Regions from separate parts of the Homo sapiens genome. Here region 2 is linked to region 1. A link is an interaction called in ENCODE POLR2A ChIA-PET data of the cell type or tissue named here. Cell type or tissue: B cell. All regions are shown on one strand. Each heading gives the region's core, and the rest is flanking DNA. Links, peaks and the distances in the headings are about the cores only. Region 1 holds the start of GH1 (growth hormone 1). Region 2 overlaps ERN1 (endoplasmic reticulum to nucleus signaling 1).

Region 1 (10,101 bases), core at 1-4,000:
AGTAGTGCGTCATCGTTGTGTGAGTTTGTGTCGAACTTGCTGTAGGTCTGCTTGAAGATCTGCCCAGTCCGGGGGCTGCCATCTTCCAGCCTCTGCAAAGTGAAGGAAGAGAAGGAGAGGCCAAGCGCTTGGGTACTGTTCCCTCCCTTTCTCATTCATTCATTTTCCTCCCTCCCCTTCAGGGTGTAGAGAAAGGCCTGGAGGATTCACGAGGGGAAATGAAGAATAAGGTGAGTTCTCTTGGGTCAGGGCCTGACTGCTAAAAAGAGGGCAGCAGTGTTTCTCTAACACAGCTCTCAAAGTCAGTGGGGCTCCAGGATTGGGGACCCCTGGCGCCACCCTCACCCCCATCAGCGTTTGGATGCCTTCCTCTAGGTCCTTTAGGAGGTCATAGACGTTGCTGTCAGAGGCGCCGTACACCAGGCTGTTGGCGAAGACACTCCTGAGGAACTGCACGGGCTCCAGCCACGACTGGATGAGCAGCAGGGAGATGCGGAGCAGCTCTAGGTTCTGCAGGGGAAGGACGGGCATTGGCTGTGCTGCCCGGGGGCTCTGACTACAGGTCTCCCCCATCCCCGCCTGGGGAGAAGGCATCCACTCACGGATTTCTGTTGTGTTTCCTCCCTGTTGGAGGGTGTCGGAATAGACTCTGAGAAACAGAGGGAGGTCTGGGGGTTCTGCAGGAATGAATACTTCTGTTCCTTTGGGATATAGGCTTCTTCCTAGGAGAAGGACCGCCCACCAAGGTCTACGCTGGAGACCAGCTCCCATTGTTACTTTTCTGGGAACCTCACTCAGCGTGTGCTCATCTGCCTGCATTTTCGCTTCGGGAAAAACCCTGAGCTCCTTAGTCTCCTCCTCTTATTTCCCAGCGGGGGAAAGTCACCCCTTCCTGCCACCCCTGATGCGCACCCATTCCCCAAGAGCTTACAAACTCCTGGTAGGTGTCAAAGGCCAGCTGGTGCAGACGATGGGCGCGGAGCATAGCGTTGTCAAAAAGCCTGGATAAGGGAATGGTTGGGAAGGCACTGCCCTCTTGAAGCCAGGGCAGGCAGAGCAGGCCAAAAGCCAGGAGCAGGGACGTCCGGGAGCCTGGGGAGAAACCAGAGGGCAACAGAGGGAGCCGGAGAGCAAGAGGCCAGCACTCTCCCTGCTCCAGGAGCTGTTTGTTTTTCTCTCTCCATCCCTCCAGGGACCAGGAGCTTTCTGAGATTGGCCAAATACTGGGCTTACATGGCGATACTCACATTCAGAAGCCCCAAACCTGAGGGTTAGTGCCCCCGTCCCATCTACAGGTCGCTGCCTCTCCCCTCAGGACACATTGTGCCCAAAGGGATTTTAGGGGCGCTTACCTGTAGCCATTGCAGCTAGGTGAGCTGTCCACAGGACCCTGAGTGGTTCGGGGAGTTGGGCCTTGGGATCCTTGAGCTGGTCTCTTGTGGGCCCTTTTTATACCCTGGCCCCTTCTCTCCCACTGTTGACCCCACCTGTTTCTGTGTACATTTATGCATGGGGCCACTGACGGGCTTGTGCTAATGGATAATTTAGAAGCTCCTCCCACACATGCTGGGATCATGCCCCCTGGCTTGTCATCTTTCCCTTCCCACCGTCACCAGTGTTGTGAGGGTTGTGCACAGAGTGTCAGCCAGAGATACCACCCAACTTGTCCTCTCTTTAAGGGTCACGTGGGTGCCCTCTGGCCGCAGGCCATGGTGGCCAACCTGCACGCGGCGAAGGATGTCAGGATAGCCAGTCCTTGAGACCCCCTACCGACCACATCCCATTCTCTATCCTATCCCTTTCCTCCTCCCCGCATGTTTAACCTCCACCCACCAGACAGAATGTGTGTGTTGGGAAAAGGGGCCAAGCACAGCCAATAGATTGTGGGGGTTGTGAGCACGATTCAGTCCTGAATTCCACTTCTGCTGAGGACTCCTGGGTCAGCCTGAGTCAGCTGGATGCAGTTCCAACACTGACCACTAGAGAGAACCAACCCCACACTTTGCTCTCCCCTTTCCCTGAGCATTGCTGGGGCTCCCCCAGGTCCCTGGGGACGAAGAACCCAGACTCAAGGTATTGCCCCAGCTCCTTGGACTTGCAGCAGAGACACAAACCAAGAAACAGAAATCCCGGGAGCAGACACGGACCACAAGCTCTTCCTCCCATAGCCCTGAAACCATCAGAGAATCTCAAAGTTAGAAGAGCTCTTGAAGATTTGAGTCTCTTCCTCAGCTTTGGAACTCAGAACACATCACGCCGAAAGATGCTCTATCAGGCTGGGCGCGGTGGCTCATGCCTGTAATCCCAGCACTTTGGGAGGCCGAGGCGGGCGGATCACGAGGTCAGTAGATCAAGACCATCTTGGCTAACCAGGTGAAATCCACTCTGTACTAAAAATGCAAAAAAGTTAGCTGGGCGTAGTGGCGGGCGCCTGTATTCCCAGCTACTCGGGAGGCTGAGGCAGGAGAATGGCGTGAATCCGGGAGGCAGAGCTTGCAGTGAGCGGAGATCGTGCTGCTGCACTCCAACCTTGGCAACAGAGCAAGACTCCACCTCAAAAAAAAAAAAAAAAAAAAAAAGAAAAAGAAAAAGAAAGATGCCCTGTCCAGCCATGGAAGCCCCTCCTCTTTTTTCTCCTCCTCCTTTTCAGATCTGTATAGAGCTTTTCCAGTTGCCGAGGGCCTGCCTGTGCATTCTCACATCTGACCTGCCACTTGTCTTGTGAAGGAGGTATTATTTTCTTCCGATTTCACAGATCAAGAGACTGTGGCTCAGAGAGACTGATTGCATGAGCTACCTCAGCCAGGGCAGCAGATCTCCACAACCTTGCTCTTCCTACATTGCGTCATTTAAAGTCCTTTCTCCAGGCCGGACACAGTGGCTCACGCTTGTAATCCCCAAACTTTGGGTGGCTTTGAGGTGGGTGGATCACTTGAGGTCAGGAGTTCAAGGCCAGACTAGCCAACATGGCAAAACTCCATCTCTACTAAAAGTACAAAAATTAGCTGGGCGTGGTGGCATGAGCCTGTAATCCCAACTACTCGGGAGGCTGAGGCGGGAGAATCACTTGAACCCAGGAGGCAGAGGTTGCCGTGAGCCAAGATTGCGCCACTGCACTCCAGCCTGTGCAGCAGAGCAGAACTCCATCTCAAAAAACAAAAAATAATAATATTAAATTTTTTTTTCTCCAGAGCAGGTAGTGTGATGCTACTGAGTTATTTAGTTATTTTAGCTTCTTCCATGTTCCTCCAATCTCAACTGGGGCAGGGAGCCCCCATGACAGGGCCTTTTTGCTAGTGCCGGGGACTTAGATGTGGATTTTCGGCCATGGAAGAAGTCTCCAGCCTCCCTTAGGAATGAGGGTGGCAGGGGCCCTAGTTGGGGACCACTGCATAACTCTGCAGGTGGACACAGGGGTGGCGAGGCTCCCCAGACAGGTTACTGCCATGAACACGTGGGACCAGCCAGGGCAGGGGAGTGTCTCCTCTTACCTCTCCATTTCTGTTGACCCAGAATTATGGTGACTCAGAGGACTCTAGGGACCCCTGGGGAAACACCTTTACAAGGGGTTACTGTGGTAACCATGGACCAGAGGGAAGAACTGAGGCCCACAGGTGTGGGTAGAAGTCGGTGATCGTTTTCTCTAGTCTAGATCTTCCCAGAGCCTTGAGCAATGGAGACCATGTCTATCATTCATTGCTAGTAAAAAATCAACTTTGAATTAGACTTGGGATTCTCCTAACAGTACTGGGAAGTCGCCCACTGTTGGGGCATCACTTGAGGCCAGATCCCTGGTTGCTGCAGGCTGGAGCCTCTCCCCACATGGCCAGTGGGGAGAGGCTGGGCTTCTCACCTCTGGTGTCAGCCTCAAAAGGCTCAGGAAAAGTTGGGCACACGCCTGTAATCCCACCACTTAGGGAGGCCAAGGTGGGTGGATCATGAGATCAGGAGTTCAAGACCAGCCTGGCCAAGATGGTGAAATCCCGTCTCTGCTAAAAATACAAAAATTAGCCAGGTGTGGTGGCAGGCGCCTGTAATCCCAGCTATTCAGGAGGCCGAGGCAGGGAATTGCTTGAACCCGCGAGGTGGAGGTTGCAGTTAGCCAAGATCACGCCACTGCACTCCAGCCTGGGCGACAGAGCGAGACTCTGCATCCAAAAAAAAAAAAAAAAAAAAGCTCAGGATAAATCTCAGAATCATCTTGGTTCTTTTAAAGAACCTCCCTTTATAATTTAGGATCCATGAATTTCTCTGTGTGTTTGGAAGCCCTTCCTATGTCCAACCTCGACTAACTCTAGGGTTCTGTGTGCCTGCTGTGGAAAGTCACAGATCTGCTGTTGATCCTAAAGTGGTGTCTTTCAGGCTTCAAGATCTCCTGTTAGGTTCAAGACTGTGGGGTTGAGGACGATCACATTTTTCGAAGCCATTCTCACCGGTCTTAGGGATCGCCTCCAAGGGACTGGTGGGTGCTCCTTCCACTCTCACTTTGGTGATTTGAGGCGCACACTTCTCACCTGCAGCTCTGTTCTTTCTTCCTTGAGATCAGAGGCTGGTTATTGTACTGGGACATACTCTACCTCCTTTTGGCTTCTAATGTCCTTTCCATGAGTTTGCTACCGAGTCAATTACTTGGCTCATTGGATTGAGGTCTTCAGAGAATATTATATGGGGATTCCCAAGGGCTCTCCTAGGGGAGGTGAGGAAGATGATCAATACTTCTGCGTGTCCACTATGTGCTTGGCACTCTACTGACCATGGGGATGTGAGTGAGGATACTGAGGCCCAAAGAGATAAGGTGGCTTGCCTGGAGCTCTCCCAGTTCCTAAGTGATGGCTTCTAAGGCCCCCCAGGCTTTCCTTCCATGCCAAGCTCTTTAGAAACCTCATCTAGTAAAGATGGTGGCACTACTAGGCATGGACAAAACTTGCCTCAGTGCAAAGCTAGCAGGACAGGGGTCAAGTCCCTGCACAGAGGATGTTCAATGAAGATGGGGGGAATTGAACACAAGGAACTTCAGCCACAGAATGAGGTGTCCATAGGCATTAAGGAAAGTGGTAGAAAAGAAGCACCCAGCATAGCTCGGGTTAGTGAACCGAGGCACTTCATGCTGCATATTTGTATTGCACGTTTCAGTGTACATCGTGTTTCACTTCCTGTATCTCGTTGGACCCTTCAGTTTGCCACATGATATGTCCAGGGGGTTCAGGCACGGAGGAAGGGCCTCGGAAGGCTTGGGGAGGAGAGGGGCAGACACTGCTGTGTATTGATGGGGGGATTGTTTGCACTGGTTGATGATCTCTGAACAACCAAGAAGTACACAAGGATCTACCTAACTTGACGTGCTAAGTAATTTCACATTGGGGATTATTCTCCAGGGAGACGATCCATTGATAGAGAAGTGAAAAGCATCGAGATGTGTCTAGTAGTTGTAGGAAGTCTGGGGTGCTTTCCTGATGGGGTGCCCTCAGCTGGAAATAGCCTCTCCTTCCTTTGACCTGTCCTGTGGCTATTTGCAGACATTTTATTCCTCTTACCAGACTGTAAGCTCTTTGAGGCTGGATTTCTTTTTTTTTTTTTTTTGAGACCGAGTCTTGCTCTGTCGCCCAGGCTGGAGTGCAGTGGCGCGATCTTGGCTCACTGCAAGCTCCGCCCCCCTGGGTTCATGCCATTCTCCTGCCTCAGGCTCCCTAGTAGCTCGGACTACAGGAGCCTACCGCCATGCCCGGCTAATGTTTTGTATTTTTAGTAGAGACGGGGTTTCACTGTGTTAGCCAGGTTGGTCTCCATCTCTTGATCTTGTGATCCACCCGCCTCGGCCTCCCAAAGTGCTGGGATTACAGGTGTGAGCCACCCACGCCCGGCCTGAGGCTGGATTTCTGCCTTTCGTCTATTCATTCATTCACTCATTCTTCTATTCATGCATTCACCGATTCTACAAGTAGTTGTTGCCTATAACATGGGCCAGAGACTGTACCAGGCCGATGGACATATCTAGATAAACCAAAGACATGATCCTTTCTCTTCTGGAGCTAACAATCTACTGGGGGGGCAGAGAAAACATTTTACCATTACGTAATGTATATATATAAAATGGTAAAAAAAATTACATAATGTGTATATATATATAAAATTGTAATATATATATACATATATTATTTTTTTTGATGGAGTTTTGCTCTTGTTACCCAGGCTGGAGTGCAATGGCACAATCTCAGCTCACTGAAACCTCCACTTCCTGGGTTTAAGCGATTCTCCTGCCTCAGCCTCCCGAGTAGCTGGGATTACAGGCATGTGCCACCATGCCCGATTAATTTTGTATTTTTAGTAGAGATGGGGTTTCACCATGGTCATCAGGCTGGCCTCGAACTCCTGACCTCAGGTGATCCACCCGCCTTGGCCTACCAAAATGCTGGGATTACAGGCATGAGCCACCGCGCCCGGCCAGGTATATATATATATGTTGGTAATATAATGGTATAATAGAAATTTCTAATTGGGGACATTCCCATGAAGAAATTGCTAAGATATGGAGGGAGAGAATAAGCCAGGAGGTGAAGGGACGAGGCAGCTGCCACAGCCCCAGGCCCAGGAATTCAATAAGCATCTACTGAGTGGACCCAACGCATGAGAGGACAGTGCCAAGCAAAGAACTCAAATGTCCAACCAGCTGGGCATGGCCAGGTAGCCCATGCTGTGTCTGGACGTCCTCCTGCTGGTATAATTATTTTAAAATGACAAGGACAGGGAAGGGCGCAGTGGCTTACATCTGTGATCCCAGCAATTTGGGAGGCCGAGGCGGGCGGATCACCTGAGGTCAGGAGTTGGAGACCAGCCTGGCCAATATGGTGAAACCCCGTCTCTACTAAAAATACAAAAATTAGCGGAGCCTGGTAGTGGGCGCTTGTAATCCCAGCTACTTGAGAGGCTGAGGCAGGAGAATCGCTTGAACCCAGGAGGTGGAGGGTGCAGTGAGCCAAGATCGTGCCATTGCACTCTAGCCTGGGCAACAAGAACAAAACTCTGTCTCAAAAAAAAAATAATAATAAATAAAATAACAAGGACAGGAACTTGATTGTCAAATGCAAAAGGTGACAAGGCAGAGTGCCCAAGTTCCCAGGAATGTTCTATACGGACTCATTAACTTACACGAAGTTCTGCCTTCCCCTCCTGCCACATGGGGAAAGTGGTATTAGGTCTGGAGGGGGGATGCCTTTTTTAAAAAATTGAAAATTATATTAGGATCAGTCTAAGTGTGTTTTAACAAACTACACTCTGATTTAAGTCAGGAGATAATGCTCATTAATTTTTGTCCTCTGCAGTCACCTGTTTCCAAGTAAAGTCTTTTGGGTGGGAGAGGCAGGTGTCCCAAGTGGAAGATTTGTGGTTGTTTGCAGCTGAGTCAATGGCAGGACCAGAAGATGACATACAAGGAGCAGCTTGTAGACCTGAGACACACTCAGGAATGTCACAGATGTGGGCTCTGAACCCACTTCTTGAGGTGATCCAAAGAGAGCAGACAGAGATCCCAAATACCATGTTCCGAGATGGCTTTTGTTGTTGTTATTGTTGAGACAGAGTCTCACTCTGTCGCCTAGTCTGGAATGCAGTGGCATGATCTCGGATCTCAGCTCACTGCAACCTCCCCTTCCTAGGTTCAAGTGATTCTCCTGCTTCAGCCTCCCCAGTAGCTGGGATTACAGGCATGTGCCACCATGCCTAGCTAATTTCATTTCATTTGAGACGGAGTTTTGCTCTTGTTGCCCAGGCTGGAGTGCAATGGCGTGATCTCAGCTCACCGCAACCTCCACCAGGTTCAAAAGATTCTCTTGCCTCAGCCTCCCAAGTAGCTAGGATTACAGGCATGCGCCACCATGCTTGGCTAATTTTGTACTTTTAGTACAGATGGGGTTTCTCCATGTTGGTCAGGCTGGTCTGGAACTCCCAACCTCAGATGATCTGCCCGCCTCAGCCTCCCAAAGTGCTGGGATTACAGGTGTGAGCCACCGCACTGGGCCTAAATTTTTTATTTTTAGTAGAGATGGGGTTTCACCACGTTGGCCAGGCTGGTCTTGAACTCCTGACATCATGTGATCCACCTGCCTCAGCCTCCCAAGGTGCTAGGATTACAGGCATGAACCACCGCACCCGGCCCTGAGATGGCTTTAGAGGCCCCTCAGAGAAACCTCAGCCAGACCAGACACCTACTAAGGGACCCAAATAGCCACCGTTTTTTGCGTTTTGTTTTGTTTTTCTCTCGTTTCCAATTCTGCTGGAAAAACACCCAAAACCTTGGGTCAGATCACCCCAACCCTAGCAGCACCTGCAGCAAGAGGGGAGGAAGTCAAGCTAGAATGGAGGAGGAACAAGCCTGTGCTTCAACCAGGGTCCCTGGGGAGCTGGCTGGATTCCCCCAGTGGGCAGTGAGGCATGTGCCCACCAGGGGCCTCAGAGCTGTGTTCTGGGGAGGGGGCAGGCAGAGGGGGCAGCTGTAGAGCTGGGGTCCTGGAGGGATGGCACAGTGGCTTCCTCTCGAGGGTGCTCAGAGGCCTCCTACTAGGCCTTGGCAAGAAGGGGTGGGGCCTTTGGGGCCTCAAACCTCGTGAATCATAGGAAAAGCAAATCCCCCTTCAAAACACAAACGTTTGAAGATAGCCAAAGTTGTCCCTGGATTCCCTCCTCCTTCGGTTCAGGGTCTTATTGCTGCAATGCCCTTCAAGAGGGGCGGCCGTGATGTAGTGGGGAGAAGGCTGGACTTGGAGCCAGAAGGTCTAGGTGTGATTTTGGCCAGTTATGGTAATTTCCCTGGGCCTTGATTTCCTTGTTTGTAAAAATCAGGTAGTGCAACCTTCTTCCAGGGACATCAGGCAGAGTGTAAATGAAGATGGAGGTGTTCAATCCAGTTTTCTTGCATTTAAGAGGTGCTCAATACGTATTTGTTGGGCCCAATAAAAGCTTTTGGTTCATATTCTCTGTTCTGATTGTGGTGGTGGTGATACAAATCTATACATTTGCTAAAATTCTGTACACCCAAAGGACACAAACTCAATTTTTTTTTTTTTTTGAGATGGAGTTTTGCCCAGTCACCTGGGCTGGAGTGCAGTGACACAATTTCTGCTCACTGCAACTTCTGCCTCCCAAGTTCGAGCAATTCTCCTGCCTCAGCCTCCCAAATAGCTGGGATTACAGGCACCAACCACCATGCCTGGCTAATATTTTTATATTTTTGGTAGGGACGGGGTTTCACTATGTTGGCCAGGCTCGTCTCGAACTCCTGACCTCAGGTGATCCACCCGCCTCGGCCTCCCAAGTGCTGGGATTACAGGCATGAGCCAATGCGCCTGGCCCTCAATTTTATTGTGATAATTTTTTACAAAACAATGTCCAGTCCAAATTCTTTCCCTCGGATGGGGTTTAGGATTCCCATTTCGCAGATGAAGCAACCTGAGATGTTTCTTGTCCCCACCATCAGTACCCAGCTATATTACCATTGCCTATGGCAGTTCTGGGGAGACAGACATGATGTCCCCCAGAGTGTAAGCCCTTAAAACAGAAAAACAGACCGGGGAGGGCTCCTACATTATAACCCATGAAGTCAAGCCCTTTGGGGGTGTCTGGTGGAGGGGCCAAGGTCTATGCTCAAATGATTCTCTGTTAACAAGAACTTCGGGCTGGGCGCGGTGGCTCATGCCTGTAATCCCAGCACTTTGGGAGGCCAAGGCGGATGGATCACTTGAGGTCAGGAGTTTGAGACCAGCCTGGCCAACGTGGTGAAACCCCATCTCTACTAAAAATACAAAAATTAGCCAAGCATGGTGGTGTACGCCTGTAATCCCAGATACTTTGGAGGCTGAGGCAGGAGAATTGCTTGAACTCAGGAGACGGAGGTTGCAGTGAGCGGAGATGGTGCCACTGCACTCCAGCCTGGGCAACAGAGTGAGACTCTGTCTGCAAATAAATAAATAAGTAAATAAATAGATAAATAAAACAAGAACTTCAAAGTCTCAGGGAAACTGAGTTGTTCAGAGGTGTTAAAAAGTCTTTAGGTAAAGCCAAGGCCTCCCCCAACCCAGGGCAGCCTCAAGCAGGTGGAGACCCTGCTTG
Region 2 (15,341 bases), core at 5,719-9,718, 150 kb after region 1:
AACAGTCTTGGCTCTGAATATTCCTCATGGCTTCAGAGACTGCCCTGTCTTTGGCCTCCCGTGCAGGGCCTGCTACACTGCAACAGCACCAGAACACGAAGGCCACGGCCGCCCTCTCCTTCCCCGAGCTCCCAACTCACGTCAGCTTGCTCTTGGCCTCTGTCTCCTTGGGGAACGGGTACTTCCACTTTGTGATGCGCCCCACCTCCCCAGACATGAAGGTCAGATAGCGCAGGGTCTCCACAGCGACATTGATGTGCATCACCTTCCTCAGACCCTCCCGCTGCCAGACATAAAAGGCCACCACAGGGGAGGCGTAGTTTTGGATCCACAGGACGTCCCCAGATTCACTGTCCACAGTCACCACCAGCCCATCACCATTGGACACAAAGTGGGACATCTCTGTACAGATCAAATAAACAAAGCATGCTGAGTCTCACCCCATCTTGCAACCACATCCTCTACTCTTGTGGCAGGCTCTAGTCACTCAGTTAGAGGAAACAAGACTTCTGGAATATTCTCAGATCTCCTCTGAGCAATTTCACTTGTTTCCAATGAACTCGCTTAGTCTCTGTAATATCAAGACACTGAGAGCTGGCTGGCGTATAAACACAAGCCAGGATCACTCTCCCAAAGGCAATTTATTTGGTGATGTTCTTTAACACTCTATTCAATAAGTGAGAGTAAATACTGAGGAGGAAGGAGCCAGTGGAGATGCCTATTAATCTGGCATTTCATAGCAGTCACTTGAAACCCATCGATCAAACTGAAAGTCAGGGACAGCTGTGGTGGCTCATGTCTATAAGCCCAAGAATTTGGGAGGCTGAGGTAGGAAGATCACTTGAGTCCAGGACTTCAAGACCAGCCTGGGCAACATAGTGAGACCCCCGTCTCTACAAAAAAAAAAAAAAAAAAAAATTAGCCAGGTAGGTGGGGGAGTGGCGGTACGTGCCTGTGGTCCCAGCTACTCAGTAGGCTGAGGTGGGAAGATCGCTTGAGCCTAGGAGTTTCAGGCTGCAGTGAGCCCTGACTGCACTCCTGCACACATCCTGGGGAACAGAGGGAGAACTTGCCTCAAAAAAAAAAACAACAAAAAAACACCCTGAAAGTCAGACCTGAACCACTGACACTGTCCCATCAGATTCACAAAGGAGTCCTCAGAGAAAAACGAAAATATTCTAGGTCCTTGACAAGAAAAAGCAGAGTCCAACTTTGATACCAATGTTAAGGTGGCAAATTGGTTTTTAGTTTTCATTTGAGTTGGGTGAATGTTAACTGCAGAAATAACTAGGGATGAGTCACATTTGCAGAGTGGCCTTCTTGACAGGGTTGTTAATGTCCTATGCTGATTTTACTTCTACTTTCCATGGGCTTGCAGTAAATTCCTTCTGTGACATAGAAAGACTCAACGAGGGATGTCCTCCTTCCTCTCTGGCTAAGCTTGTCACCATTTTACTTCGGTTTCCCTTCAGACTTCACCAAGGCCCCTGCACATTGACTGTGGGAAGTATTTATGATAAGCCCATGAAAAGTCCATGGAAAGAAAGAACCTGGTGACAAAGAGTATCTTAAAAGAAAATCCTACTTTCTGGAGCCACTGTTTCCACATAGGTCAAAAGTACTGGCCCAAGCTTGTGAAATCCAGCAGAGAGCACTTACTGTAGTCCACGTCGTCCTCAGGCAGTGAGGCCGCATAGTCAAAGTAGGTGGCATTCCACCGGAGCTCTCGGGTTTTGGTGTCGTACATGGTGATGGTGTATTCTAAAGAACACAGACCAGCCAGCCCATTACCACGGAGGGGCCATAGTACCTACTGAGGTGTGGTCCTTATCTAATTATAACAAACAAATCCTCCCTAAACTGTAGGCCAAAAAGTCCAGACTATCCATGTCGATAGAGAAAGGCAATGTGAGGAGAACTGAAGGCCCAGACACATGAGTGAAACTGGCTGACAGCATGTGGAAGCAGAGACGACCCACCCTCGCTATGCCCTTGGACTCATGGCTCACAGAAGTGTAAGCAATAGAATGTTGTTGTTAGCCATTAAGCTTCGGGGTGCCTTATTACATAGCAATGGATTGCTGACAATTAAAAATTGGCACCTTGAAGCAGGATGGCGCCATAACAAACACCTAAAACATGTGGCATTGACTTTAGGACCAGCTGGCAGGTGGAGGCTGGGAGGCTGATAAAAAGGTTGGTGGAGACTTGCTAGTGCAGAGGGGGCACTGCTATTGAAAATGGAAAAGGGGTGACCCAGCTTGTGGAGGGTGCCATGATGAGCATGACTATTGCTTGCAGTAACTTGGAAGACAGAAAAAGTACCTAATCAACTCAGGGATCCAACTAAGGAGATTTCCAGACAGAAGGCAGAAAATGTTGAATGGTTTCTCTTAGCTGTCTATGATATATTGTGAGACAAATGAGCTGAGGAAGAAATCATTCAGCAGAATACAGAGGAACTATAAAGGGTCCAGGACTGAATATCGCTGGAAAAGATTCTCAATATAAAAAATAACTTTAGGGAAAAGATCAAATCCAGGGTACTGCCAGCAACAAAAAATGGGCTCAGGGTAAAGATCAACCAAATCAAAGTTGAAGCTGTAAGATCCTTCTTTGAGACCTCTGAAAGATTTTAAGGTGGTCCCTCATAGACCCTCTGCCCCCATCAAGGGAGTTCTAAAAACCATGTGTTGTCCCATTGCACTCACATTCCAAAGTCTAGAAACTTGTGGGTATGGCTTTTATCTAATGGAATAAATTATAATTTGACACATGGGAAGCCCACATAGTTTTTAAAGGAGTGGTATCAGCATAGACTAAAAGGAACAGAGACAGTCAAATTGAAAAAAAAGGGCTTCTAGATCCCCAAATTTCAATGGACAAGGAACGGACTGAGAAAGATACAAAACTGGCCATTTGTTATGGAAAAGAAAGGACTTCTCAGAGGGCAGAACCAAGAGCCACTGAGAGCACTATATTAGGGAACCAATCCCAGAGGGCAAAACTGGGCCCTAATGAAGGAATATTCCCTACCCCTGGAGGAGGGGAACCTGAAAACATGTGCCTGGCTGGATTTCAGAATTACTAAGGCCCAATGTGTGATATGTGTCTCTCTTTCCTGCCCTTTTTTGAGTGAACATGTTTACTGCAGCTATCCTGTCTCTGTCTCACCACTGCATGTTGGGTGGGGGATGGGAAGGGGAGAAAGACCCTGTCTCTTTAATTCACAGGTCTCCGATCAAGAGGTGCCACACTTGAGGAGCATCATCTACCTCCAGACCTCATGCAGATAATGAGAGGTGAGATTTTGGGACTGATGCTGGGATTGGACTTTGGGGGTCTTTGGAGGGAGTGGGAGGGTTGTAAACTACTGCAGCCTGAGGGAGGACTGCAGTAGAACATCTCTAAAGGTCACTACCACCAATTCTTCCCATTCCTGTAATGCATGTTACTCTTCCCATCAAGAAGCCGAGTCTATATCTCTACCCTTGATTCTCAGCTGGCCTTGAGACTTGCTTTGACCAACAGACTGCAGTGGAAGGAAGGTTCTGGAACTTTTGAGCCCAGACCTTAGGAGGCACTGTAACACCCATTTTTACTCAAGAGGGAGCCCGCTGCCATATCAAGAGTCCAGGCTATCTGTATGGAGAAAGGTCACACGGAACTGAACTGAAGTCTCAGATACATGAGTGAGGCCAACCAAGCATGTGGAATAAAGATGATGGGTTCTTGTTGAGTCCTTCCTGAATTCCCTACAGAATCATTAACAATAAAATGCTAAGTTGGGGTGGTTTGTCATGCAGCAATAGATAATGGAGGCAATGGATTTACACACCTATGCACACACATTCCACCTCATGCATATCCCAGCTCCTTCGAACACCACAATTTCACCTGAGAATGACGCAATTTTTATATCTGGATGAAGCTGGGGCCACTGTAAGAATTTACTTAATGGAAAAGGTAAACACATAAATCCTAAGCAGTCACTACAGTCAGAAGCTGGAATACATGATTTCTACAGTCTAAGACCTTCCACCCATTTCCAGGAGAGCCCGGCCAGCTTCTGCAGGGCCCAAGATTAGTCTCACTGAGTTTTAGAAATGCAGTGCTTTCCCCAACACTTTCAGGACGGTTCTCTTTTTTCAAATCCTTGGCTGCCTGAAAGTTTAGACCTAAATGTAGTGCTCAATTGTAATGAATTCATCCTAGGTTTTTGGTATAATTTCTTCCTTCTAAATGTTTTTTGTTTCTCCTTTTAGCTTTAAGTATCGTTCAACAATTTTCATGGCATCCCCGACATGTGTGAGGTGCTGCACATATGGTAATAAGTAAGGCAGGTCTCTGCAATAATGGGACCCACCCATTCATACATTCAAACATTGAGCCCCTGCTACACATCAGGCAATATGCCTGATGTAGAGAGACAGCAGCTGAGCAAAACAAAGTCGTACCCTCAGGGAACTGATATTCTAGTGAGGGAGGCAGGAAGTAGGCACATTGAATTTATAAATATGCAGTGCCAAGTGTTAAGAAGAAAGAGGCTGAAAAGGGAGGAAACACAAAATGGTGCGGTGAAGAGGGTGCAAGCCATGCCTGTCAAGGGACAATGACGAGGGGTGAGATGGCTGCCACTACAGGCCTGTTAACTGCTACGTGTGCCCCTAGAATGGGAGAGCCGGGTGTTCCTGAGCAGGGTGCAGGCTGTGAGGCTGCAGAAGAGGCTTCACAGAGAAGGTGACTTTTGAGTACAGTTGTGAGAGAGGATATTTGCCAGATAGGCAAAAACAGGCATACCTGGTGGAGAGGACCACACCACTACAAGTCTTTAAAAACAACACTGCTATTCTGGGAGCTGCAGGTAGTTCATCCTAATTGGGAAACTTTTTTTTTTTTGGGCAGGGGGGATGGAGTTTTACTCTTGTTGCCCAGGCTGGAGTGCAGTGGCTTGATCTTGGCTCACTGCAACCTCCACCTCCCCAGTTCAGGCAATTCTCCTGCCTCAGCCTCCTGAGTAGCTGGGATTACAGGCACATGCCACCACACCTGACTAATTTTGTATTTTTTTAGTACAGATGGGGTTTCGCCATGTTGGTCAGGCTGGTCTCGAACTCCTGACCTCAGGTGATCCACCTGCCTCGGCCTCCCAAAGTACTGGAATTACAGGCGTGAGCCACCACGCCCGGCCAGGCAACTTTGAAATGAGAGAAATGAGGCGAGAAAGGTGGCAGCGGCGTCACAGGGGTTTTTCTGGGCCGTGGTGCAGTTTGGACTGTATCCCTTGCACACTGGGGGGACACTGAAGGGTCTTATAAAGGAAAATGACATGATGGGACCTGTGTTTGGAAAAAAGCAGCTCTGGCCACCTTCTAGGGAAGGAGGCTGGGGAGCTTCTTCCGATCTTCTGGAAACAGGCAGGTTGTAGAAGACAAAGGTTCATTTCTTACCTGTTCGCCCAAGATACAGAAGAGAGGTTGATGGGCAGAGACTATCTGCAAAGGCCGATGACAAAGTCTGCTGCTTCTCTCCGGTCAGGAGGTCAATAACATACCAGATGTCCTGCTTTTTACCTGAAAGGACACAAAAACACATCGTCGTTTACACCATATGGAAAAAAGTATCGCTGCCAAACTAGCAGCCAAGATGCTCTGTATTGAGAGAGATAGACCTGAATTTCTTAGGATGTCATTTCTAAGGTGATGATATAAATGGTAATGCAGAGATAATAAAACTTCTTAGGTCCATAGGTCTTATAATAATTTAATAACCTAAACATGGTATACAAATTCCTCCAAACCCAATAACATAATTATAGTTTCAAAAAGTTCCCCAAACTTTCAAGTTAGATTTTATTGCTTTGATGAGTGGCTTTAAATATGAAAAGTCTTGCCTGTGAAGGGCAATCCTTTTCCCGTGGACTGGGATCTATAGAAATACAGAAATGTGCCCAGGGGTTCATCTCCCTAATAACCATCATTCACATTTCTCAACCTCCCTAATAACCAGCCACCATGTGAGAAGGATCCACAGTTACTGTTTATGACTATAATTAACTAGTACCTGGGACTGGTCAGTGGAGTTGGTTGCAACCTGATGCTAAGGATGTCAAAGTTGTCTCGGCCTCTGTTCCCAGCCAGTAAGTAATTCCCTGGCCTCGGGCCATACCCCCTAATCTTGGTCAGCTGATTATGACAGGCAGACAGCACAGTAAATAACACTATATATTAAGAAAACCCAAAGCATATGTATCAATGGTATATACCCAACAGCATCCTAGGAATGGAGAGTCTGTAGCAAGGGCCTCCAATGTGAAGGTCAACACAGTCACTGTGATGCGTGTATTTCCATTTTGTAAAGCATGATCTCTGGTGGTCATTTTTATCTTCCTAACTTATTGGAAAAGTCTCCTGTTTTGGAGACTCTTAGAAGAAGAATATTGAGATGCTGGAGAAGGTCACAGAGCCTTTGAAATTTTTTTTTTTTTTTTTTTGAGACAGAGTCTTGCTCTGTCGCCCAAGGAGGAGTACAGAGGTGTGGTCACGGCTCACTGCAGCCTCAAACTCCTGGACTCAAGTCATCCTTTTGCCTCAGCCTCCCCATAGTTGAGACTACAGGCATGTGCCACTATGCCTGGCTCTTTTTTTATTTTTTTTGGGATGGAGTCTCGCTCTGCCGCCCAGGCTGGAGTGCAGTGGAGTGATCTCGGCTCACTGCAACCTCCACCTCCCAGGTTCAAGCGATTCTCCTGCCTCAGCCTCCTGAGTAGCTGGGACTACAGGTGCGTGCCACCACACCCAGCAAATTTTTTTTTTTTTTTTTTTTTAGTAGAGACAGGGTTTCACCGTGTTAGTCAGGATGGTCTCCATCTCCTGACTTCGTGATCCACCCAACTCGGCCTCCCAAAGTGCTGGGATTACAGGTGTGAGCCACCATGCCCGGCCACCTGGCTAATTTTTATTTATTTTTTATTTTTTTTGAGACGGAGTCTCGCTCTGTCGCCCAGGCTGGAGTGCAGTGGTGCAATCTCAGCTCACTGCAACCTCCGCCTCCAGGGTTCAAGCGATACTGCTGCCTCAGCCTCCTGAGTAGCTGGGACTACAAGCATGTGCTACCACGCTTGGCTTATTTTTCGTATTTTTAGTAGAGATGGGGTTTCACTGTGTTAGCCAGGATGGTCTCGATCTCCTGACCTCGTGATCTGCCCGCCTCAGCCTCCCAAAGTGTTGGGATTACAGGCGTGAGCCACTGCACCTGGCCTACACCTGGCTGATTTTTTAAAAATGTTTCTTCTGTAGAGACGGGGTCTCACTATGTTGACCAGGCTAGTTTCAAACTCCTGGCCTCAAGCAAACCTCCTGCCTCACCCTCCCAAGGTACTGGGATTACAGTTGTGAGCCACTGCACCTGGCCTGTAATTTGCTAATGCTATACCTCTAAAGTTCTAACAGATGTTGCATACATGCCTGCTCCACATGTGTGCAACTTACCCATGGATCGCAACTCTGTTCTCACTGACAAAATCATAATATGAATATGATCTGAAGGTAGAGGAGAACAGAGCTAGGACCACGAACCTTTTCCATCTAGCATGACATAGCTGGTTACTTCAAGAACCACTAGAGTTTACATAACTCAGTTATTACTTTAATGGGTAGATTGGGCAACTACCATGCTCTTAAATATGTTTAATGAACTCGCCTAAGAGGCCACAGCACAAAGATGATAAGAAGACAATATCCTAAGCAGACTATAAGTGATGAATTGCTGGCAAAAGCTGGAAGACCAGATAGGACACAGTGACATGGATGGTCAGAAGATTATCAGATGTTCCCAGGTCACGGCCCACAGAGAGAAAAATCTGTGCCGATCGTTTCCTCCAAATTCCTAGGCTGGGAGTTCCTCATTCTGAAGGTGTGGAAGGAAGCAAGAGTCTCAGTGTCCTGAGCAAAACCTTAAAAGTCTGGCCTGCACTTGAGACCCAGAAATACACATAAAGCTCCTCGAGGCATGAATAGGCAATAAGCACTTTCAGTTCCTCAAAAAGAAAGCTGCTGTATAAATACGGGCTATTATTGCTACTATGATTTCAAGATAAATACAGCTCTCCTTTGTGTTGCAAATGCTTTTTTATTGACATTTTGGCAGCAACATAGTAAAAGAAAAGCAGGTGATCTGATGCTTTGAAAGCTGTGACCCCATAGGTATGAAGGCAGTTTATCTAGGCAAGCTATTAAGTGCTGTTCTATCAAACATTCTGATAGCAGGAAATACTAAGAAAGCGCTATAATTAACAGGCAGAGCCTGGCTTTCCTTCCTTGGCTTAGATGATTGTACTCACTTTAAATTTCATCCATTTGCCACTGGGTATGTTGCAATCTTGGAATCTCAGGACTAAGTCAACACAGCAACTAAAAGCTTGTTAAATGAGTAACCATATTAATGATGTCAATTCTTCTCCCAAGTTGGGGGAGCCCTTTCTTAATTGGTCAGCTGATCCTGGGGAGAACAGCACCTGAAGCACAACCCAGGAAAGAAAGGGTTGGCAAGGCGGTGACTGCGCCCTCTCTCTCCGCATGCCACTTTCCCAGATTCCGGGACTTACATCAAAGAGACACAAGTTTCTGGAGACAGGAACTCTTACCCATGTAGAGGATTCCATCTGAACTTCGGCATGGGGATGCCTGCACCAATTCTGGGATGGTAAAAGGAAGTTTCTTTAAAAAAAAAAAAAAAGAAAAAAAAAAGTTAACCAAGTCTTGTGCAATTATTACAATTTTACCAGGCAGTTTGTTTCTATTACCTAATTCTGCTAAAAAGAGAGAAGCACTTTGCAGATGAGAGTTTTCCTAACTGAATACAAAGGAGAAGGGGGCACCCTATGCTTCCACATCTACTGTGTTTTTATTTTCATTTTTTTGAGACAGGGTCTCATTCTGTCGCCCAGGCTGGAGTGCAGTGGCACCATCTTGGCTCACTGCAACCTCTGCCTCCTGGGTTCAAGTGATTCTCTCACCTCAGCCTCCCAAGTAGCTGGGATTACAGGCATGTTGCCACTACACCCAGCTAATTTTCCACATCTATTTTGACAAGCTCCCAGGTCCCTGAGCTCTGTAAACATCCACTCCTTTACTTGACACCATGTGCAGAGGCCCCTCAAGGTCTCCTGTCCAGGGTGCTTCCCAGGGGTGACACAAACCTTTTCTGAAAAGATTTACACAAATATGGAGAGTTATATATTCTTTGAAATGCTAAGAAAGAATTGTCCTGGCTTGGAATACAGAGCCAGAGCTGGCTAGACTGAGTAAAATGACAGTGCTTTGTAGAGCCCCATGGGAGGGAGCCAGGACATTGATGCTGAAGGGATGCAACCTTGGTGCCAAGCTCAAGCTTCGAGGGAAAGGAGAAGTCGCCATTACAGGGGCAACACAAGAGTTTGAGGTGGAAAAGAGTTTTGATGTTTTCTTCAGTAAATAATTCACTATTGAAAAACAAGAAAAATTGAGACTTTTGGTTTTAAAGAGGAAGTTAAGATAGGTGCCAGGAAAAGAAACTCAAAGGAATCCAAATGTTTCAACTGCATTTCATCATAAAACTGATTCTTCTGAGTCTACAGCTGACATCTGACGAGCTCTTTTGGTTAATGCTTGTTTCAGTATACTTTATTTTTAGAACATTCTGTGTTTTTGAAATTGTTCTATAGATACCTGCTTTTATAGAAATGCCTCTACTGCATGGTCACCTTTTTCTCCAAGAAAGAAAAGATTTCTCTCTAGCTTTAATAAGCAGAGCTTTGCATACTAAATAACTTGGATTTTCCCATCATCCCAACATTCAAACCAAGCCTCAGAGGAGGAAAAATGCTTCAGAGAGGCTGCAATGACTGGGTTTTGCCATGTGTTTCTGAGAATCAGAAAGGCACTGCAGATCTTCTAGTCTTCTGGAGTCCTGTGGTCTCTGCTGAGCACTGCCACTGGTGCCCTGATTCAAGGCCCAAGCTTGGGAAACATTGTTTCTGGAGCTGCTAAACCACAACCCAGAAAGGAGCACAAGGGAGTGATGAAGGGCATCCTCTTTTTTTTTTTTTTTGAGACGGAGTCTCACTCTCACCCAGGCTGAAGTGCAGTGGCGTGATCTCGGCTCACTGCAAGCTCCGCCTCCCGGGTTGATGCCATTCTCCTGCCTCAGCCTCCCAAGTAGCTGGGACTACAGGCGCCCGCCACTGCGCCTGGCTAATTTTTTGTATTTTTTAGTAGAGACGGGGTTTCACCGTGTTAGCCAGGATGGTCTCGATCTCCTGACCTTGTGATCCGCCCGCCTCGGCCTCCCAAAGTGCTGGGATTACAGGCCCGGCTGGGCATCCTCTTTAAGAACCAACTCCAACACTAGAAGACTCAGCCCTGGACATATTCCTTCACTTCTCCAGGCTGTTTCCACACCTCTAAAACGGGGATATCACCCACAGGGCTGCTGAGAGATTCCAATGAGATAACTTATACAACTCACTCACCCCAGTTTCTGGCAAACAAATTGCTTAAGAAATGGGGACTACAGAGCTGTGGAGAGAAACCAACGGAGAGCAGTGTTGAAGGTGAAATACACACAGCTCTATACAAACTTGCCCTCCTCCCCTCTGTTTTGGTCACAGGCATTCACAAAATAATTTTAAAACACCCAAGTTAAAGTCCACAATCCACTTACAGCCTAGATCAGTGGTTCTCATCCTTGGTTGCCCATGAGAATTACTTGGAAGCTTTAAAAACTTCCTACTGATGCATAATACGCAAACAGAAAAGCACTCATCATCACACAGCTCAGTCAAGTTTCACAAAGTGAACATACCCACGTAACCGGCATCCAGGTGAAGAAACAGAAGCCCCCCTCCTCTCTTGCCCCCCTTTCTAGCCATAACTCTCCAGGGGTAACTATTATCCTAACTTCAAAACAGCAGAGACTCGTTTTTCCTGTTTTTGGCTTTACATAAGTGAATGGCAGCGTGTGGCCTTTTTTGTCTGTCATGTTTTGCTCAACATCACGCTTGTGAGTCATCCGCGGCGTGTGTCGTCATAGACTGTTGGTCCTCATCACCGTGCATGCCGCTTCCAGAGTTTATTTTTCCACTCCACTGTGGATGTTATTTGGCCACCCTCTGCTTATTATAAATGGTGCTGCTGTACATTTGGGCACATGTCCATTGGTGAACAAAAGTGCATTTCTTCTTTTTTTTTTTTTTGAGATGGAGTCTCGCTCTGTTGCCCAGGCTGGAGTGTAGTGGCGTGATCTCAGCTCACTGCAAGCTCCACCTCCCGGGTTCACGCCATTTTCCTGCCTCAGCCTCCCAAGTAGCTGGGACTATAGGCGCCCGCCACCGCACCTGGCTAATTTTTTGTATTTTTAGTAGAGACGGGGTTTCACCATGGTCTCGATCTCCTGACCTCGTGATCCGCCCACCTTGGCCTCCCAAAGTGCTGGGATTACAGGCATGAGCCACCGCACCCAGCCACAAATGTGCATTTCTGTTGGGTCTGTAACCTAGGAGGGCATTACTGGGTCCTAAGGACTTTAGCACTTACTGCCAACAGTTTTCCAAATCACTTGTGCCACCCTGCACTTCCGCCAGCAGTAGGTGAGAGTCCTGGTTGCTCCACATCACCAACATGTTTTCTTTTTCTACTTTCCTTGTTTTGGCCATTCTGGTGAGTAGCAGTATGGCACTGTGGCTTTAATTTGCATTTCCAAATGACTAATAAAATGGAACATCTTTTCATATGTTTATGACCATTTGGATATTCTCTTCTGTTATTCTTCCATTGGGCTGTCTTTTTTTAACGTACCATAGGATTTCTTCATATATTCTGAATATGAACTTTTGTTGGATGTGTATACTACAAATACTTTGTGGCCTCTTAATGAGGAAAAGTTCTTAATTTTAATATAATCAATATATTGATTTTTTCCTAAATTTATAGTGTTCTTTAATATCCTACTTAATAAATCTCTACTTACTCTAAGATCATGAAGATGGTTCCATTACTTTTTTTCTTAAAGCTTTATTATTTTGCATTTCACATTTAGATGTGTGATCTATCTGGAACTGATTTTATATGTGTTGTAGGGGGGTAGGAGTCAATACTTTTATTCCTATATGGATATCCCAATTGACCTACACCACTTATTGCAAAAACACTGTAAGCTGGGTGGTGGTGGCTCACGTCTGTAATCCCAGCACTTTGGGAGGCTGAGGTGGGTGGATCGCTTGAGCCCAGAAGTTGGAGACCAGCCTAGGCAATATGATGAAACCCCATTTCTACCAAAAATACAAAAAATTAGCTGGGCGTGGAGATGTACACCTGTGGTCCCAGCTACTCAGGAGGCTGAGGTGGGAGGCTGGCTTGAGCCTGTGAGACGGAGGTTGTAGTGAGCCAAGATTGTGCCACTGCATTCCAACCTGGGTGACAAAGTGAGACCCTGTCTCAAAAGAAAAGAGAAAAGACAAGACAGGACACTGCAGTGTCACCTTTGTCACATATCAGATGACCATATGTGTGGGCCTGTTTCTAAATTCTCTTATCTGGGGAGCTTTTAAAAAGTCCTGATGACTTAGATCAATTAAATCGGGACCTTCTGGGATTGGGCCCTATGTTCTAGGTCCTAATGCTGTTTTTTCGAATTCCAGGTTATTACAATGTATAATTAAGGCTGAAAACCACTGGTTTAGATTCTCAAATGGAAATGAGGGTAGAATATCACATGACTCCCTTAAGGAGTCATCGGAAGGTGGGGCAGGTGGAGACAGCATTTCAAACTATATCCCTCCCTCCTAAGGTGAGGGTCACCAGTTAGAGCAAACCCTGTTCTTAACATTATATCCTCCAGTGTATGGGCTGGGCCATGAGAACCTGCTGGTCTGCATCCGTGTTTCTGAACTCTGGCACCACATTTAAAAGCTCATTTAGGAAGCTCTCTGAAAAGACTGATGCCCAGGCTCCTCTCTAGACCACCTGAATCAGAATCCCCAGGGGTTGTTTTTAAAAGCTCCAGGTGGGAGACACAGTAAGACACTGTGCAGACACACTTAAGGACCGCTGGTCTAGAACCCCTGGAGTACAAAAAGCAGCTAAATATACTCACCGTCAGGCCTTCATTATTCTTGCTTCCAAGCGTATACAGGCTGCCATCATTAGGATCTGGGAGAAAGGCAGGCCTAGAGATTAAATAATAAATATCAAAGATAAATTACAGCCCAGGGCATGGAACAACATACCAAAGCCACGCAAACCCATGATGGAGGAATAGAGAGTGGAGGGTGGTTGTGTGTAGGTGTATAAGTGAGTATATAAGACAATTCCACCCACTACTCTCTCTCACTTCAACCACAGATAAATAAAATACCCCTATGGTGGTATACACTATCCTTGAGTGGAGAAAAGCGGCCTGAAAGGAAAAATCATACAAAACCATAGAAGACAAATTATCATTTGGTCAAAGCACTCTGGATGAAGGCAAAATATGTGAAAAGGACCCAGTAAGTCCACTTTTCAATTTCTACATCAATTGTATATAGAACTCCAGCCATTAATATTTGATAGGATGGCATGGTACATAAACAGGTAGAACAAATCTGCTTTTAGTTTTCAAGAGATATTTTTTGTTTAACTGGAGGCAATAAAAGCAGACTCTAACAGCTTGACATCAGAGAGAACCCGCCAAGGGGACAGATCAAGGTCCCTCCGTCAGTAGCTTCCCTTGAAGCAGATGTGAAGTGGTCTTTTGTCAAGTTAATCTGCTAAAGACTAAACTATAACTACAGTCCCTCAGAAACCCTTGGCTGAATCGTTCCTTAGGTTGTGCCATCATTTAAGGCTCTTACCAGTGCTATCCAGCTTTTACCCCAACACACACTCTGTAGTAGCAGGTCACATTCACCTTTTTTCTCCATGATATGACACAGCAAAGAGGAAGAGGTCCAGTCCCCCTGAGGACTTTGGAAGTTTAAGTTCAAAGCTCAACTTGAGTTTCATCTCAAATAAGCCTTTTTAAAACCACTACCCTTCTCCCTCAGGAAACTGACCACCTCCTCCTCAACACAAGCTTTCATCATAGCACCTGTAAGACTTTATATGTCACTCACTGTTATTCCTCAAACTTACACATATATGCACTCCCAGCAACTGGCCTCATAAACACTGATTGAATGAAGAAGACTGAATTAAAGGGAAGTACTGAGCGAATCAGAAAACTTACTCTTCCACATGTGTTGGGACCTGCAGGACTGGATCTGTGCAAAAGAACAACAAAGCCATCATCAGAAACATCCCAAAATGTCAAGATTCCCAGAGGCTTCCCAGGACCAGGCCAAGTTGTACCGGTAATAACTTTCTCCCTCCTGTTAACCTACATGGGCTAGTGCACGTGAAGGTTATATGCATTTTTGTATCACCGTGCATATCTTTTAGAAAACATATCCACAATGATGCAAATGTAAGCTCTTGGATAGTTACTGAGGCTGGATAGAGAACTGAGACCAGAACAGAACTGCTTTCAAGAAACTTGCATATAACTTGGGGGATGGATGCAGAACGAAGAACCAGTCACCACACACCGTGGACAAGGGGTCAGAGCATCACTATCTGACACCTCAAAGACTTCTAAAACCTTAATCATTACCTTGTCCGATGCCTGGAGTAGCTCTACATATTCCCATTAGGAAAAGTAAAATGGGTTTAAGAACTAACTTTGATTGGCCAGTAAATGGACACACCTCTTTGGAGCGGCAATTCTAGAGCCTCCAAGTGTTCATTCCCTTTGGCCCCCCCATTGCATTTTTATAAAATCTAATTTAAAGACAATATAAACTATAGAAAATGGTTTTTGTACAAAGATGTGTACGTAGCAGCATTACAAATGACCTACCCAATAATATGGTTAAGTTATAGAATGTCCACTTGGCAAAAAATTAAGGCTTCTAAGAGGGCTAATAAAATTTTAAGACATATACAAACCTATGCTATTATGTTCAGGAGAAAAGATAACATTGTACATAGAGTATTAATGCAACTATGGGGAAAGGCTTCAATGTACCTAATTAGATGGAAAGATCAAAAATGCTAATTGTAAGTTATCCTTGTTGGAAATGCAACTCCCCCCAACCTTTTCTATATCTTAAAATTTCTGCAAGAGCAGGCATTACTTTTTAAATTGAGAACACGTTTTTTTCTCTAAGTCAATTTTACATTTGCAGCAATTAATGGCAGAATTCTTCCCTCCCTAGATTTTCCTGGGCACAAAGCAAGAGGAAGCTCCTGATTCCAGGGGCAGATGGTGGTGGCAGTGAGAGAGCA

The links. Peaks named below come from ENCODE experiments on the same cell type or tissue, not always from the same donor. Only the 100,000 strongest peaks of a DNase experiment are listed, where the experiment ranks them.
Region 2: POLR2A ChIA-PET joins it to region 1 with 6 read pairs; 4 of 35 experiments call an interaction of 5 or more read pairs at or near these places.

Annotation. Positions count from the first base shown.
Region 1 is chr17:63,917,415-63,927,515 of GRCh38, forward strand. GH1 (growth hormone 1) reads right to left here and starts at 1,425. Exons shown (of 5, transcript NM_000515.5): 1 at 1,353-1,425; 2 at 932-1,092; 3 at 603-722; 4 at 346-510; 5 at 1-92. The coding sequence starts at 1,362. LOC112268204 (a long non-coding RNA gene) reads left to right here. Exons shown (of 3, transcript XR_002958148.2): 2 at 183-230; 3 at 376-512. RefSeq lists a promoter at 1,419-1,912 and enhancers at 3,437-3,526, 3,547-3,596. In B cell, for the core only: CTCF peaks have their summits at 2,004 (motif pointing right) and 2,206; DNase peaks (open chromatin) are centred at 2,017 and 3,537; H3K4me3 peaks cover 708 bases; H3K27ac peaks cover 772 bases.
Region 2 is chr17:64,066,531-64,081,871 of GRCh38, forward strand. It overlaps ERN1 (endoplasmic reticulum to nucleus signaling 1), which reads right to left. Exons shown (of 22, transcript NM_001433.5): 3 at 14,245-14,278; 4 at 13,132-13,204; 5 at 8,645-8,717; 6 at 5,451-5,573; 7 at 1,660-1,761; 8 at 141-402. Among named protein-coding and RNA genes, the nearest start is that of ICAM2, 54 kb to the left of the region's middle. RefSeq lists silencers at 7,876-7,935, 8,419-8,713 and an enhancer at 8,156-8,235. In B cell, for the core only: no CTCF peak of the experiment used is centred there; a DNase peak (open chromatin) is centred at 8,041; H3K4me3 peaks cover 363 bases.